Linked DNA regions of Mus musculus: region 2 is linked to region 1. Evidence: chromatin loops called from intact Hi-C (ENCODE). Cell type or tissue: gastrocnemius. All regions are shown on one strand. Each heading gives the region's core, and the rest is flanking DNA. Links, peaks and the distances in the headings are about the cores only.

Evidence for each region. A loop is a pair of places that touch in the nucleus more often than their neighbours do. Peaks named below come from ENCODE experiments on the same cell type or tissue, not always from the same donor. Only the 100,000 strongest peaks of a DNase experiment are listed, where the experiment ranks them.
Region 2: it touches region 1 in a loop (2.3-fold over the local background); 21 of 42 quality-filtered maps call a loop at or near these places.

Annotation. Positions count from the first base shown.
Region 1 is chr7:144,422,514-144,430,713 of GRCm38, reverse strand. It overlaps Gm34561 (a long non-coding RNA gene), which reads left to right. Exons shown (of 3, transcript XR_870067.3): 2 at 1,189-1,269; 3 at 2,516-4,620. It overlaps Shank2 (SH3 and multiple ankyrin repeat domains 2), which reads right to left. Exons shown (of 16, transcript NM_001113373.3): 16 at 6,220-8,200. Among named protein-coding and RNA genes, the nearest start is that of Gm34561, 4.7 kb to the left of the region's middle. In gastrocnemius, for the core only: CTCF peaks have their summits at 3,041 (motif pointing right) and 4,540 (motif pointing right); DNase peaks (open chromatin) are centred at 3,770, 4,554 and 5,378.
Region 2 is chr7:144,078,494-144,086,693 of GRCm38, reverse strand. It overlaps a transcript of Shank2 not described here. Among named protein-coding and RNA genes, the nearest start is that of Mir3105, 73 kb to the right of the region's middle. In gastrocnemius, for the core only: no CTCF peak of the experiment used is centred there; DNase peaks (open chromatin) are centred at 4,561 and 5,042.

The sequences.
Region 1 (8,200 bases), core at 3,004-5,503:
TGCTGGGACTATACCAATTGATTCATAACTCCAGCTTGTGGTACCCCACAAGCTACTTTGCAAAGATATAATTTGTTACGTGTCTTTTCTGATCCTCTAGCCTTAAGACACAGTAGTCAACATCTCCACACCCCCGCCCCACCCCGACCCCTTTCCTGCTGGGTCAGAATCTAGTGTGGAGGACAGTGTTCACACACCTCTCCTCTTCATGATCCCTCCTGACACAAGAGGCAATGCCTTTGGCTGACGACTCAGCCTTAGTTGCATGTCCCATCATCTAAACTCACAGTCCTGTCCTGTCTGAGTCACTTCACAGGTCACAATTTATTCTCCAGTCTGCCAGCTGCTCAGGGGCTTCTCTGTACTCATGTGGCAGACTCCATTCATGAAGGAGGTGTGCCATTCTGTGTGGTGACACAGAGGAAGACAGCTACCCTGCTCCTCACCCCCGGACACTTCAACACTTCACCTTGTGATGACAGCTAGGGATGTGTAGCCACATCCACAGGAAGAAGGCATTGAATGGAACATGAACAAAGACGGCCGTGTCATGATTGGCCTGTGGACACTCCATCCTTAGCTTAACTTCAGTTGTATCTCGTCACCCAGGGCACGCACAATGCCCATGTGCCTTCAGAGAGCATCTCTGTTTTATTGTTTGGTCCCTGTGTAAGCACCAACTGTTGCAGTAACTTTCCTGAGAGATGTGAACGAATGTCTGTTCACCCTAGACAGTGTGGATAATGGATGAAGTCCTGAGTGAATGTGTATTATTATCATGAGCACAGCCACGTCAAGGACCTCAGTGCCTCAGACCCATTGGAAGGGTAAGACCTTTCCTGGGCCAGGCTTAGGATTAGCAAAGCAACGTCCTGTGTGTGGGTGTTGACAATGTGTGTGGAAACCATACATCAACCATAGCGTCCTCCTCCTGGATGATAGACACCCGACAGTGTCTGCTACAGAGACCCAGGACTGAGGTTAGCTAGCCCTCCTCCTCATTCAGGCCATATACAGAAAACATGCCGTTTCCCAGCTATTGCTGGATCATCTCCTTCAGCTCATATGACCCACCCAATCTCTCTCTCTCCCTCTCTCTCTCCCTCCCTACCTTCTTCCCTTTCTCCCTCTCTCCCTCCTTCACTCCCCTCTCTCTGTCTATCTGTCTCTCTTTGTTGTTGTGTGAAGGTCAATCCCAAGCCATGAAGGCCATAGCAAGATGGGAGGCCAACCACAGATCAAAGAAACAGTCCACCCAAGCTCAGCTTGGTAAGCCAGTGGTTTTAACTGGGGTTCCTGACCTGGACAAGGAGTCACTAGCAGAGTGTGGGGGAGGAGCCATTGCAGGAGCATGGGCTAGGGGATCACTTGAGGAATCGAGGGTGAGGGGTCTCTCCCAGGGAACAGTGGCTTCCAGTTGGTTATGTTGCTGGAGTAGCATCTCCCTTCAGGATCCTTTAACTGCTAATATGTAGGGCAAGGTGTGGTGCACTCCCTTGAAACCTCCTGGGGTACCCATGAGGCATGAGCCACACATCTCTTTTGGGGTCAAATATCATGGAATACATCTGGGACCTAGAGGCAGTGTGCAGATCCATCCTGGACTGGTTTTGGATGAATGAATGGCCAAATGTGTCCTCAGAGTGAACTTTCAGGGAAAACCCCCTAGTTCCCATCTTATGCCTATGTGTATCGATGAGCACATGTTAAATCCAGATGCATCATGGGAGGGAAAATGAACAGAGAATAAGACTTACGTAACCCAAACTTGTCAATCAAAATGGAAAACCATCCAGGTACGATGAGTGATGCAAGCCTTTGGTCCTTGCACTCGGCAGAGGCCAGTGGATCTCTATAAATTCAAGGCCAGCCTAGTCTACATGGCGAGTTCCAGGATAGCCAGGGCTACACAGAGAAACCCTGTCTTGAATACCCCACCCCCAAAATAAAAACAAATGGAAAACTACCCATACCCCACACCTGGCAGCCACTTCCTCCCCTTGGATCCACAGAAGAAAGCCCAGCTATGACCAGGGAGGGGCCTCACACCCTCTTGCCCACTGCTTCTTTGCTGAATAGAGCTTTGCTTCTGAATAAAGCCCCTGCTCTCTTTCCATTTGTTTGTGCTTCTTCAGTTCTTTGAACAAGATGCCAAGAACGAGGAAACACCCTCTCCAGATAGTGACCATTGGGGACACAATCTCATGGAAGTCCCCTGTAGGTGACCACATTCACTCATGACAGAAATAGCCATGCCATCCCAGAAAGTATTGTTCAAGACAAGACATCTCCATGAGGAGTCAGGGATACTGTAGCTATGAGAACAGTCTCAGAGTGGAAAGTGAAGAAAATGTCCAGGACCAAGGGCTGTAGGAAGAGATGTTGTCGGGGTGGGAAGAAGGGCAGGCTGTGGGTCCCTCTTCTATGTTCCAGTGTGCACCTAGTGAGGGGATGACCCTCAAACCCAGTGCGACGAGCCCAGCATCACTAACTGTTCTGGTTTCCTGGTTCCCAGAATGCACCTCCTGTCAGATGTTCTCGAGCCTGCCTTCCTGCCCATGGCTGAAGACTGGCAGGGCAACAGTCTCCATGTGCCTGCTGTAAACAAACCAGGCTTGTCTCTCACGCTCTCAGCTTCTGTTGTCTCCTTCCCCTTAATGAAGAGGAGCAGCTACACGGTCCAGTGAGTGTCCCTCTCTCCCAAAAAGCTGGTTCAAGGGGAGGGAGGAGACTGCTGTGGAGACGGAAAGATTCAGGTCGTAGGGTTTCCTTAGAGCTGTTGCATGCTCATTGTCTCTGATGGGGTCTTTGCAGTCACAGTTCACAGATTCTTGCTTGAAAGTGGAGGGTTTGCTTTGAGCTGGATCAGAGGGTGTGCTCCACAGCCAGGGAGGTCTGCGGCTGTCCTGTTCTGGCTTCCTTCCTGGCTTCAGGGCAGTGGGTCTATGCTTATGGCTGCCCCTGTCCTCCTCAGCTCTGACCTCCTCTGTCACACCTGTGATCTGGAAGGGGCAGAAAGGCAAAAGCCCTCTTCTCACCAGTAGAGGGAGCTGTGGAAGAAAAGCCACTGTGGTGGACTAGCACCCAGGTCACCACCATGGGCATCAGAGAAAAACACCAGAGACTGCAGGTAGTTCCTAGCTGTGAGTGGCAGTTGTGTGCGCCCATGTTGGGAACTGGGCCTTTGGAGTTCCTGTCCACATGGCATCTACATGTCTGAGCCTCAGTTCCTACATCTATAAAAGGGACGTCAGCTTGCGACGGTTCTCAGGGAACAGTCAATGCTACAGGTGCTCTTTTCTTTTAGGTCCTCTATTTGAAGGTCAGGGTCCCTGTGTATGGCAATCTTGACCACAGACAGGTAAGGAAGTTAGGGTGGTCTGTTTCTGATTCCAGCCTTCTTCTCTTCTCTATAAACTTTGTGTGGGGTGTGATCCTGGGCAGTACTGAGCTTCCAGAATCCCTGAATTGCATTAATGACTCAGGAAGGAGAAAGGGAGAGGTCATGACCCTGTCATCAGGTGTGGACTCTGACCAAGTGGCCTATTCCTAGGGCATCTGTGGCTTCTCCCTTCCAGGTGAACCTGGCCAGGGAGGTTGCACAGTAGTAAACTGGGACTCTCCTTTCCATGACTCAAGCAGGACTTAGTTCCAAAACTGAGACTGAAGTGCCCTGGAGTAAGGCTCTGCCCTGTAGCTGGTACACACTCCTGGAGGGAACCCTGCTGTGCCCAGGCTGCACTCTGCTTATGCCACTGCCTTTATACAGTGCGTTCTCCACACTCCCTCAGTTCTGGGCAACATCAGGGTGGCTTGATTTCCATGAACAGCCAAGAGAGTTGCTGAGTTGACTCTAGGTTGTGTCTCTAGGATACCTGGGCATCTCACCCAGTGCCTGTGGGCAGTGTCCAGTCTCACCTTTGGACTCTTGACCCTCAGGCACATGCCTTGTGTGGGTGCAGTGCTAACACTAGGAAGAAGGTGCCCCTCTGTATTCCGTGATTCAGCTTCTGGGATTATGGGGACCTACCCTGCCTAAATCCTGTGACCGGTGAGTTCACAGCCTGCTGGTTGTAGCACAGCCTCATGACAGTCTTGGAGCTTTGGTGGGAGGATTCTGGGTCTGAGGCACTCTTTGTATCTTTAAGGTTTGTGTGAGTGTATGTATGTGTGTGTGTGTGACAGTACCACTCTATGGCATGTCAGTCCACCCTACCTCTGCCATCAGTAGGCTAAGGAGACATGGTGTGTGGTGGCATCACTCCCCTCTCTGGCTGAGTCCCTTGAGGATCACTATAATTGTGATTAGTCTAGATCCAGGGACAAAATGCTTGCTCCCAGAGTGTGTCCACCACACGAAGGATGGAGGCCACTCAGGGAAATCTGACATCTTGAATTTCTGGAAACAGCTGACAGTTGTGAGACTAGAGTCACACCGACATGCTTCTAATGTCTAGTCTCAGTCATGAGAATGCACATATTTTGTCATTTTTAGCAAAACATAAAACCAAGACCACCGCTGCCCTCGGTAAGCAGCACTGGCCAGTGCCACCAGGGGGCGCTATAATACAAGCGCTGCCCACCCAGGATGCCATCAGAAATGACACCGCCTCCCCCATGATAATTCTCTAAAACATGTTTGCATTTAAATGAAAATACTGGACGTGATATAGCAGAGAGCATTTTTAATGGAAAATTAGTTGATAACACAATTCTGTTTCAACGTTCTCTCTCTCTCTTTCTCTCTCTCTTTTTAAGCATAACAGACTGTGTATTCCACAGTCTTCTGATGAGAAGGGCCCTGCACAGGGCCTAGCTCCTCTCAGCACTCAGTTCTCCAGTCGGGCTTTGTTTCTTTAGGTTGTGCATTGCTATGGGCTTCCAGTTCAGAAGACAAGGCACTAGAACTATTTTGTTTAAATCAGCTACATTATACATCGATCTTCTTATCAAATGTACAGTTACAGTATGGTATTTATGCAGATTAGTTCAGAACACCCAAGGCACACACTTTGTTTGTTTTTTAAATCAATTTCTCTATCCAGAATTTATTGAAGGCTCAATATTAAAGTTTCAGATTGGCTGTGAACAGAGTTCTAGTAGAAGTCGCCAACAGTGGCTGCTGTGACTTTTAAATACAAACCAGCAAAGACTGTGAGCTGCAGACCCACGTCCCAGAGTGCAGGAAGAAACAGCATCATCAGGACAGTGGGGACTTGCAGGGGTGGAGCCAGAGGGCTGCTAGAATCTGGGGCAGGGCACAGGACACTGCCAGATACTACCTAAAGCAGGCAGTCTGAATGCCAGTGTCTGTGTGACCCCCCTCCCTCCCACACACAGGATGTTCCCACCCAGGGCCTCTGCAGGTGCAGCATGGTCCAGACCCCTGGGGAGCAAATGCCTTAAACACAGTTCAAGTACAGAGAAGGTCGGCCGGTAGATGTCCCCTGATGGATGCCCAGTTTACCGAGAGGTCTGGAAAAAGCTGTCAGACAGTGAAGCAAGGGGAGCTGATGGTCGAGGAGACTCTACAGGAGGAGCACAGGGAACAAAGGACAAAGATGGGGACACAGTGGCTGCTGCTTGGATGAAGGGTGTGCTCAAGGAGAGACCCTGTTGGGGAAGAACTCAGGAGGCCAGAGAGGCTCAGTGCTTTTCAGATATACTTCCAGGAGCACACAGATGGCCCTAAGCTCCTGGTCCAGATGTTTGCCAAAGACCCAGATTTTCTCCTTCTGCCCTGGCCTTAGTCCACTGCTGCTTGTAGAAGCAGCACCTGCTTAGGTCAGCCAGAGAAGCCACTCAGTCTTCTGCTCCCGTGGTCCCTGGCCGGCCGACAGCCCTCATTGCTGTGAGGACACCTCTCCTTCTGGGAAAGAAGGAGGCAAGCGGAGGTCAGTCTCTGGTGGCCCTGCACCCACCCCTGAGACAGAAGGGACAGCCAGGCCTGGGACCCGTGCTCACAGGAGTGGTCACATTTTTGACATTTTGCACAATTTTGAAATACTATACAAGGTTTTCATTTAGACAACGAGGGCACTTGAGAAAACGGGCCTGAGGTGAAGTGGCTGAAGGGAAGATGCCATCCTGTTACCTTGCCCAGGTAAAGCAGGTTGAAGTGTGCAAAACAACACCCTATTTCTGATGGCAAGTTTGCCTGCTCTTGGGGGGGAGGGGCGGGGGAGGGGGAGTCAGCTCCTTTGTAATCAGAACACAACCTTATTGCAAGAGTATATTTATTTTTTTTACAGTAATTTTGGTTGCCATACAAGAGATTGAAGGATTTGGGGGAAAAGTGCAAAGTACAGGAACTCTCTCTCTCTCTCACTTTCTCACTCTCCCTCACTCTCCCTCTTCCTCTCTCTCCTTCTAAATAAATAAAGTCTAAAAAGAAAAGGAGCACAAAATTAACAGCAACAAAGGTAATGTGACATGTGTCGTTACACACAAACTATAGTGTGAAACATGTTCATATTCAAAACCCAAAATTGCTAATGGGAGAAAAAAAATCAATATTTGTGGCCCCCCTACCCGCACACACACAAAAGGTCATTGCCAGGTCAGCTGGGTAATGTTTGCCTGTTCAATAACTCAGGAAAAAAAAAAAAAACCTCACCATTTTATTAACTAAAGTATCACAAATAATTCTTATGTAAAGTTTCAGCACGTCAGCAGTCACATTGAGTTTTTAATTGTATGAATTAAATCTAAAATGCGCACGGATGTCCCAGAGTAGGGATCCTGATGGGTATACACAATTTACAGCTTGAGAGATTTTGGTTTTGTATACACAATATTACAGAAACTAGGCATGTAAATTTATGCAGTTATTTAAATTACAGTATATAACAAAAGTTGATCTTAAAACCTGGAATAGTGGTAACATGGTCCTCATGAGCAGTTTAACATCTGGTTCACCACTGAAGAGGGTCCTGGGGTAGGGCCTGGTCCTGACATGTCCGAGTGTGTGTCGGGGGAACAATGGGCGGCAATTTCAATGAGGGACTATTGCTTTCTGCGCAAAATCAACTGTCAGAGACAGAGACCCAGTATCTAGGCAAATGTGTGTTTGGGTGATTGGGGGTCAGTTCTGATAGGTCCAGCTGTGTTCCTGTGACCAGACACTGCAAAGCAAAGCTGGCCTATCAGCTTCCAAGGCTGACAGTCAGCTTGCTTCTGCTTGGAGGCATGTGGCTTGAAGTCTAAGGAAGGCAGTCGCAGCTTGTCACCTGCTGCCTAAGCTCAGCGTGCCCCAAGCCACCAGGTCTCTCCTGCCTAGCATCTGCCTGGCACTGAGCACAGAGGTAATGCCAACCAGAAGCAAAGGAAAGGAGCCTAGTGCTATGGCACACTGAGGGGACTTCGAAGAACCACCCATTGGAAGACAAGTTAATGGCGAGGCCACATTTTCACACTCTCTGAATTCTTCAGTGGCTACCCGCAGTGTCTGGACTTGCAGCATCTCTGGAGTGTTACTCATTCATTCGCCATGCTGTGGATGAGGGAACCCAGAGCGTGGTGCTCAACAGTCACCTGGTACCAGCTGACTGGATGACTCAGAAGTTAGGGTTGACCTGCAAAGGGTTTTGGGGACAGAATAAGATTCAAAGGTCTGGTCTCCATAACAAGGGTTGTGGTGGATGCATGAGGGTGTGTGTGTGTGTGTGTGTGTGTGTGTGTGTGTGTGTGTGTGTAGTATGCATGTATGTGCATTGTTGTTGGAGAAACCGCAGAGTCATGGGTTCTAATCTTTTTGATGAAATAATTGCCCTTCAATGATGAAACTGTGGCAAAAGCTGAAAAACAACTTGATGTCACAGGTTCGGATGTGACCAGGGAAGGTTAATTTTTTAAAGGTCGCTTGTATAATTGTCCCAAGGAAATGGTATTTTTAAACCACAACCCCCTTTCCCTTTAGTTTTCCAGCACTGGGTGGCACAGAGGCTGCCTAGTAGACCAGCCATTTTCTTCTTAAAGTATTGTGCTTATGAACTATCTGTACACATATTTAAACTTGCAGTAAAGAAAGATTTTTTTTAATTGCTAAATTTTATGTGTTCATTGTAGCGCTGTTCCAGGCCTCGTCAGACACGTGGTTGTGAGCATAAGTGAAGAGAGAAAAAAAAAAAAAGGAAAAAGATGTTTTATAATTAGAGATGGGCTGGGCTAGTTCTGAAATGATAAAACCGTCACCTGACAT
Region 2 (8,200 bases), core at 3,796-6,295, 340 kb after region 1:
CCCCGAGTTCCATCCAGACCCCAAAGGCTGAGGGGAGTGGAATCACTTCTTAACCTGGATCTGCTGAACAGTATGATCCACATACCTGTCAGTGGTATCCACAAGGCTCTCGGAAAGACTGTATGGATGCCATCTACCTTAGTTAGCTTTAACTGTCAACTTGACACAGCCTAGAGTCAGCTGAGAAGGAAGTCACAGTTGAAAGACTACCCAGATCAGATTGGTCTGTGGCAAAACCTGTGGGTGAGTGTCTTCATTGTTAATTAATATAGGAAGGACCAGCCCACCGTGGGCAGCACTATTCCCTAGGCAGGTGGTCCTAGGCTATAAGAAGGGTAGATAAGCATGAGCCTCAGTGAGCTAGCAAGCAGCATTCCTCCATAGTTTCTGTTTCAAGTTCTTGTCCTGACTTCCCTCAATGATGAACTGTGATTGGAAGTATAAGCCAAATAAACCCATCCCTCCCCAAGTTGCTTTTGGTCAAAGTGCTTTATTACAGGAACAGACAGAAGTACATTCTGAGAGACCCAGAGCCATAATGCCTATAGGGATGATGGCCCTCAGATGGCTCCAGGGAAGTGGACACATGCCCCATAAGAAACCAGCAAAGCACAGAGATACACATTGAAAACATTCCCATCACAACACACAAGAGGCATATTACCAAAAGGTAATGTGTGCTTATGTGTGTGTGTGCACACGCATGTGCATGCATGTGTGAGTGCCTGCATGTGTCTGTGTGTGCACATGTGTACATGCATATGTATATTTTTACATGCATGCATATGCATGTGTCTGTATGTGCATGTGTATATGTATATATGTGTGTTTTCATGTGTATGTGTGTGTGTGTATGTGTGTGTGTGTACATGTGTGTTTATCTTCTAGACAAACCAGGCTGCTCTAGTAACCTTTGATATTTAAGCTTCCTCTGATCTCTCATTACCCAGGGTGGTGCTTTCTCCCTCTGGAGCTCTTGGGAAGCCAGCATGAGGCGAGAGAGCCCAAAGATTAGAATCAATTTGCTGCTTACAATCAGAGTCCTAATTAGTTGATTGCATGAGAGGAAAGAGAATCTTCTGATCACAGTGTGTTTTATTAAAAGTGCCCTGATGAAATTGATAAAGCATGAATAGCATTCTACACACCTGGGGCTTCCAGATCTGAGGAGTAGCTCATTAAGGATGATCATTATCAGTTGTATCACCACACCATCACCATCATCATCACCAAGTTTAATATCACCATCATCACCATCATTACTACCACCATTTTCTCTTTAATCATCATTACCACCATCATCACCATCAGAATCACTAACTTTACCATCAGCACCACCATCAGCATTACCATCATCATTAACTTTACTATCACCATTATCAACATCATTCCCATTAACTTCACCATAATAGCTTCTTCATCACTATAATCACCATCACTACCATCACCTCATCAACAGCTACAGCATCACCAGCATCACCACCATAATCTCCATGAACATCATCATCTTCAACTATCTTCAACACCACCATTACAGCTTCGAGTTGCTGAGTCCTCACCCCATGCCAGGTATCACAGATGTTTGATTTCTACTTCAGCCTCTTAGCAACCCTAGATCCAAAGTGCATTCAGGTCACCTAATTGCACATCCCCCAGTTTATGCCCATCAGAGCCCAGTGGGCCAGGCCTCCTCATCACTATCCCATGTCCCTGAGGCCATGTCTCTCCTTGCCCTGAATCTTGCCCTTCTGAATTCTCTCCCTCCCTGGGGTACATCCTCTGCATACCCAGTATGACACCACTTCCTATGCAATGGTCTCTGTTATCAACAACCGAGCCTGTGAAGCCACACATATCTGAAGACAAAGTGCCATGGGCACAGATGCCAGCAAGGCGGTGATAAGGGGAGAAAAGACTGAGGACTCTCTATGTGCAGTGCCAAAGGCTGACTTATCCTTCACTCTTGAGACAGCTCCCATGAGGAAGCTATGCAAGACTGTGACCCTCAGAGCAGTGCTAAGGCAACTTCACTCACACAATTCAGACACAGCTATGGACTGAGACAGACTGAAGACCCCCTACCATCCAGGGGAGGACAGATTCAGGTACACTCACTGATATCCCAACTTGTCATGGTGTCAAGGGGCTGTGTGGTCAGTAACTCCAGAGCCTATAAACCAACACAGTATCCGGTGGAGGTGCCACAAGATTAGTCACCTTGGCTCAATTTGTCCCAGGCTTCAGAGAACAGGCATACTGTCTGAAGCTGGGTGGCAGCAGGTTGCCCTCATGAGAGGGCAGCTTTGTGGAGTGGACAGCTCTCCCCACCCTTGCTCAGACTCACTGGCCTGTTGGATGGAAGTCACCCAGTCCTGGGGAGGCACAAATTTATAAATGAGGTGCGAGGAAAAGATAGTGTAGCCTTCTACTCCAAAGATGGCTAATAGCCTGCGGGCCAGATCACCCCCTTCCTCCAACCCCACCCCTCCTCCCTGTTTACTGAACAAATAACTTTCTTGCAGCATGGCCACTTTCCATGACCTGTCACTTCTGACCGCTATACCATGGCTGCTCAGCTGACATGTGACCAGAGGGTCCAGGCAGTGACCAAAGCATCAAATGTTTACCAATGGGCCCTGTAATGTCAGCTATCTCTATTCTAACTGACATTATATGGGGAGAAGGTTTTCCTGGGAGCTCTGGCCATCTAGGGATCCTCCTAGGGATGAAGACAGCTCTGGGGTATGTGGAGTAAACCCCGGCACGTTCAGTCTCCTATATAGTCAAGAACAGAGGCTGCCTAATAAAACTCTGCAGCCTCCTTTTCAAAGACCATCATCATGCCCACAATTATTTTAAGTGACAGAAACTGTGATTTCCTATATTTTTTGATGATTAAAATATGCTTGAAATATACTGAGTGAAATTAAGCCTTGTTTTCCCATAGCAGGCAATCATTACAAAGCAGATGTTGGTGCAGATGTTTTCCTAGCCCCAGCCAAGCCTCATGATGTGTTTTCTAAGGCAGCTGAATATTCCCACACTTAACAAGGGTTCCCCCATTCCAGCTCCACGGTGGACCCCAGGGGCATCTGCACTGTGAATATACTCTGCGTGCAAGCCAGGAGCCCTGCAAGACACTCCAGCTGAAACACCGATTCCATCAGCCTAACCATGAGCAACGACACTCACAGATTCTATGGTCAGAAGGCTTGACTGGGTGTGGACCATGTGAGTGGGGCCTTAAAGGGTTTGTAGGAGTTCTCAAGAGTGAATGATCCAGGAAAGTTACTGGCTAGAAGTAGAGTGGACTTGGGGCCAGCCATTAGGGCCTGGTAACAAACTTGGATGTAAGCTAAGGCTTGAATTGTCATCTAGGGTCACTGTCAGTGGTGTGATGAGATTATTGCTCTGAAACTGGAAGAGAACTCAGTGTTCACTGAGACCACATCCCAGGCTCAGCAGAGCCTCACCACTGAGATCCCTCTGCCCTTCAAGAGGGAGAGTCTTTCCCCAGTCCCTCTGCTGGGCTGCCTGGGGTCAAGTCCGTGGGTCATTAGCCCCAGACTTGAGGTTTCACCAAGTGAGAAGAGAAACAAGAAAGCAGCGTCTTCAGTGGGGTTGCCCTGTCAACCTGACCTTGAGCACCAAGGACATTGGTGACTTTCCTGCTTGCTGAAGCTGGCCCTGAAGTCCACCCACATCCTTTGAGCAGCACTATGCTCTACCCCACCCCACCCCCACCCCGGGACATCCATCTTTACTTCCCCTCCACATCCAGCTCAACCTACTCATGGTCCAGGATCCAAGTCCCAGCTACTAAGGTGCCTCCCTTCCAGAGAGCAGGGACCATGTTCCTCATAGGGATTCTGGAACAACACTGCCCACCAGGGTCTGCCAGGGAAGCTTGGGGGAGGGGTGTGGGCACCAGTGTGTCATGTACCTTGAAATCTGCTTAGGAGTTTGTCCCCATGGAGGTCAAAAGATAGCTGAGGCTAGACCCTGCATCTGCACACCCAGGCCTCATGGCAACATGAAACCACAACAGCCAAAGGCAGAACAAGCCACATGTCCACCCAGGGGAAAGCAGGTAAGCAAAGGTGCCCGTCCCTCAGTGGTGTGGAAACAAACTTCAGAAGGCAGAGTGTCTGGCACTCGTTAGTACAGGTTAGACCATGAGAACATGATGCTGAGTGGAAGAAGCTTAGCATAGGTGGCTATCTCCTGCAAAATCCTAGTCTTCAGAGGTCCTTAGAGCAAAGAGCAGGATGGGGAACTAGGGGTTGTGGGGGTGGGGGGTCGGGAGCCAGTGTTTCCTGGGGAGACAGAGAGTCAGTCTGGGAAGATGAAAAATTCTGGAGGTGGGGAGTGGGGATGTCCATACAGTGTTGTGAATGTGCTGACTGTCAAAGCACTGTGTGCCCACGTGTTTATGAGAGTCATGTTTGTTATTCACATTTAACCACAAGTGAAAAGGAGAGCGGAAGGGTTACCCAAGTGCCAGGCTCTGGGACCAAGCAAAATTGGCACTCAGCCAGGGGAACAGGAGGTTCCAGCTTCTCCTGTGTCTTTTAGACAATGAGCAGCCTGGGTCACTGGCACTGTGCAGGGCTGACTGTAGATCTGGAATGTGACCTGGGGCTGCTCACAGCTTCACCAGCCTCTGGTTCTCAGTAAGGCAGCAGGTGAGGGTCACAGAGATACCCTGGCCAGTCTCTCCACCCAGTGTCCAATGCGCCCCAGGGTTAGGGTGAGGGATGTGCATGCCACTGACCTGATTGTAGAGGGCGCAGATATGCAGGGCTGTGTTCCCTGAGGCGTTCTGTGCGCTCATGTCTGCGCCATAGAAAAGCAGATGTTCCAGATGCTGGACATGGCCGTACCTGCAGGCCTGAGATAAGAGACTGAGTGAGACCTTGGTGCTCCTGCTGGTCAGTCCTGAGACAGAGACCCCAATGCCCCCTGCTGGCCAGTTCTGAGACTGAGACCCCAGTGCTCTCTGCTGGCTAGATTCTAGACACAGAGGATGTATGAGACCTCAGCACCCCCTGCTGGCTAGGTCTGAGACAGACTCCAGCACCCCCTGCTGACTAGGTCTGAGACAGAGACTCCAGCACCCTCTGCTGGCTAGGTCTGAGACAGAGACTCCAGCACCCTCTGCTGGCTAGGTCTGAGACAGAGACTCCAGCACCCCCTGCTGACTAGGTCTAAGACACAGAGACTTCATGAGACCCCAGCACCCCCTGCTGGCTAGATCTGAGACACAGAGCCTGCATGAGACACCAGCACCCCCTGTTGCCTGGCCCTAAGACACAGAGACTGAATAAAACCCCAGCACCCTCTACTGGCTGGGCCTAAGACACAGATGTTGAGTGAGACTTGGTACCTAAGGTTGCCCAGGCAACAGGCCTATGCCCAGCATCCTACCACTCATTTAAAAGCATGACAGAGCTCTTAGAAGACTTCACCCCACCTAGCTTTGTAGACTTAGGCCCACAGACATCACACACCAAGGACTGGCTAAGAGTGGAAACAGGGAACCCCTGACTAGTTGGAAACCTGTACTCTGATCTTGGACGAGGGGTCTGGAAGGGGCCCCAGGGTTCTTTCCACACAGAACCAAAAAGACACATTGTTCAAAAGACAAATAGATCTTTCCCTGATATGGGTGCTGAACTCTGTGACATACCAATCAGGATACTCAGCTCTGTATTACTGGTCCATGCTCCCAGGTGGGATGCTGTTATGTATGGGCATGGAGATGCTCTGAGCCCTATACCTGTGTGTACAAAGAGGCCTACACTTGTCCTTCCACATGCAAACCCAGCTTCCCACTGCATTAAATGAAATCCAACCTTCCACAGGAGGTGGGACCCAGGGTAGGACAGCCCCACTATGTGATCTGCTCCTTTCAGGTCCTTCTAGGGGTTGACACAGTGCCTATGTCCCAGGTAGTTTGAAAGCCAACACACTTGGACTGGGTCCCAGACCATCCATTAGCTTGGCCTTCACTTTCAAGCTTATGGATGTCCTTGTCATTAAGTGGAAGCAGTGTTCCTCTCTTGAGTTAAGAGGACAAGTACATCAAAGATGACATGACACTGGGCCCTAAAAATAGGCACAGCACCCCATCCCAGTTCAAAGGGGGCAGGAAGGTCCATGCACAGGTGACTGGGCACCTCCGCCAGGCAGTGACCTCACAGGAGGAGGCAGGTCTGCCACACCAAGGACAAAGAAAGAAAACTCTCCTAGATGATGACATTGGTCCTGGGTCAACGACTATGCCTCTGATCAGTGTGCAGAGGACACTTTACCTCAGCAGGGTCAGTGAGAGTAAGAGTCACTTTGCAAAGAGGGAGAAGTAGACTATCGCTGTTAAAAGCATCCAAGAAACATCCATTTATCGTGCCATGCCCCCGGTGATGCTCTCTCATTGTTGACTAGATGGCTCTGCCAGGAGATCCCGCTCTCCTACCTGCCTGCCTGCTGGCCCCACTTCACTTAAGCACCTGCTTCATTCCTGAGATTGCCTGCCCAGTTCCTGTTGGTTCAGATGGCCCAGGTACACCTGATCCTGCAGAAGGACAGGTCACAGCTATGCAGCTGGCAGCTCCATCATTGCAGGCAAGGCTCAGGGAGGGACCTTGGAGCCCAGCAGACTCAGGGAGCAAAGGCCAGCATGGCTCAGGACTTCTGGAAAAGTAACATTCTTTACAGCTGCTGGGGCTAGCACACCACAGAAAGGGGAGGGGAGGGGAGAGGAGGGGAGGGGAGGGGAGGGGAGGGGAGGGGAGGGGAGGGGAGGGGAGGGGAGAGGAGGGGAGGGGAGGGGAGGGCCACAAGAACCACAGGGAGAAGCAAGGAACCAGGGAAGCCCATGGAGGACCCTGCTGGGACTCCTCTGAGCTACTCTACCCCTGGGGCTTTTCAGAGACATTAAAATAAGGCCTAATCCCTCCGCTTGCTTCAACCAGTTTGAGATGGGAATTCTGCTCCTTAAACTGAAGATACAATTTGGCTAATCGGCTCTTCTTGAAGGCTTTGTGGAGACAGCATTTTGTAGCAGCTTAATTTAATTGCTCTCTAGTCAGTTAAGAGGACTGGTTACTACAGGCTCACTGAGCAATTAATCCAGACTCATTACCCCCTCCCCCACATAATTTGAATTCATGAAGGTTGAAGTTGCATTCCCAGGAGTCTGCCACCACTTTCTCAGAGAGGGTCAAAATGTGATGGACACTGAGAGAGGAAACAGGGGCATTGACTGTAGGAAGTTAGGGGCAAGGGTGAAGAGGGAGGGGGAGGAGGATGGGGATGGGGGAGGAGGAAGAGGAAGAAGGAGGAGAAGGAGAAGAGGAGAAGAGCAGAAGGAGGAGGAGAAGGAAGAAGGAAGTAGGAGGAGGAGGAGGAGAAGAAGAGGAGGTGGAGGAGGAGGAGGAGGAAGAGGAAGAAACAAAAATTGATAGCTATAGCCTCAGAATCTGCCAGGCACATAGATTAGGCCTTTAGCCTCTTCCCTTCTTAATCCCTGCTGGTGGAGATGCAGGAGTGTGGGTAGGGAGAGCCCAGGGATCAGACACTGGATGGCTGAGCAGACCATCTGCAGCCAGAGCTTAACAAACAGGTGCTCAGGTGAAGAACTCAGGGTGGTTTCTCTAAGCTGAAGAGACTAAATTCAATTTAAAGAAAAATTAGCTAAGATTCAATTTAAAGAAAAGCCAAGGCCTTGTGATGCTGGCTTGGTATGGGGATTAATTAATTAATTTTATGTGCATGAGTGTTTTTATGTAGGTCTATGCACTACATGCATGCAATACCTGATGAGGCCAGCAGAGGGCATTTGAACTCCTGGGACAATGAAGAACCAGCCGGATGCCATTTTAAATTTAAAAGCCATCTTACAGTAAAGACAAATTAGGTTTGTTCCTGTTTATGATTAAAGCTCTGCTTCTCAAGGATTAGGCTATGCAGTGCCTATAACTTTAACTACAAATGGTTCTCTACTGCCTGTTCCAAGAAACAGCTAGGGTGTCTTTGTTTCAAAAAGCCAATAACCATCTTGCAACATTATCTTTGTTTTCAAATGGTTGCTATGATTACCTGTTGTTGAGACCACATTGCAATTATGTCTTCCTGTCAGGAGGTGTTAGGTGTCATGCTTATGTTCTGCTCCTATAACCCTTCCAATTTTTCCCACTAA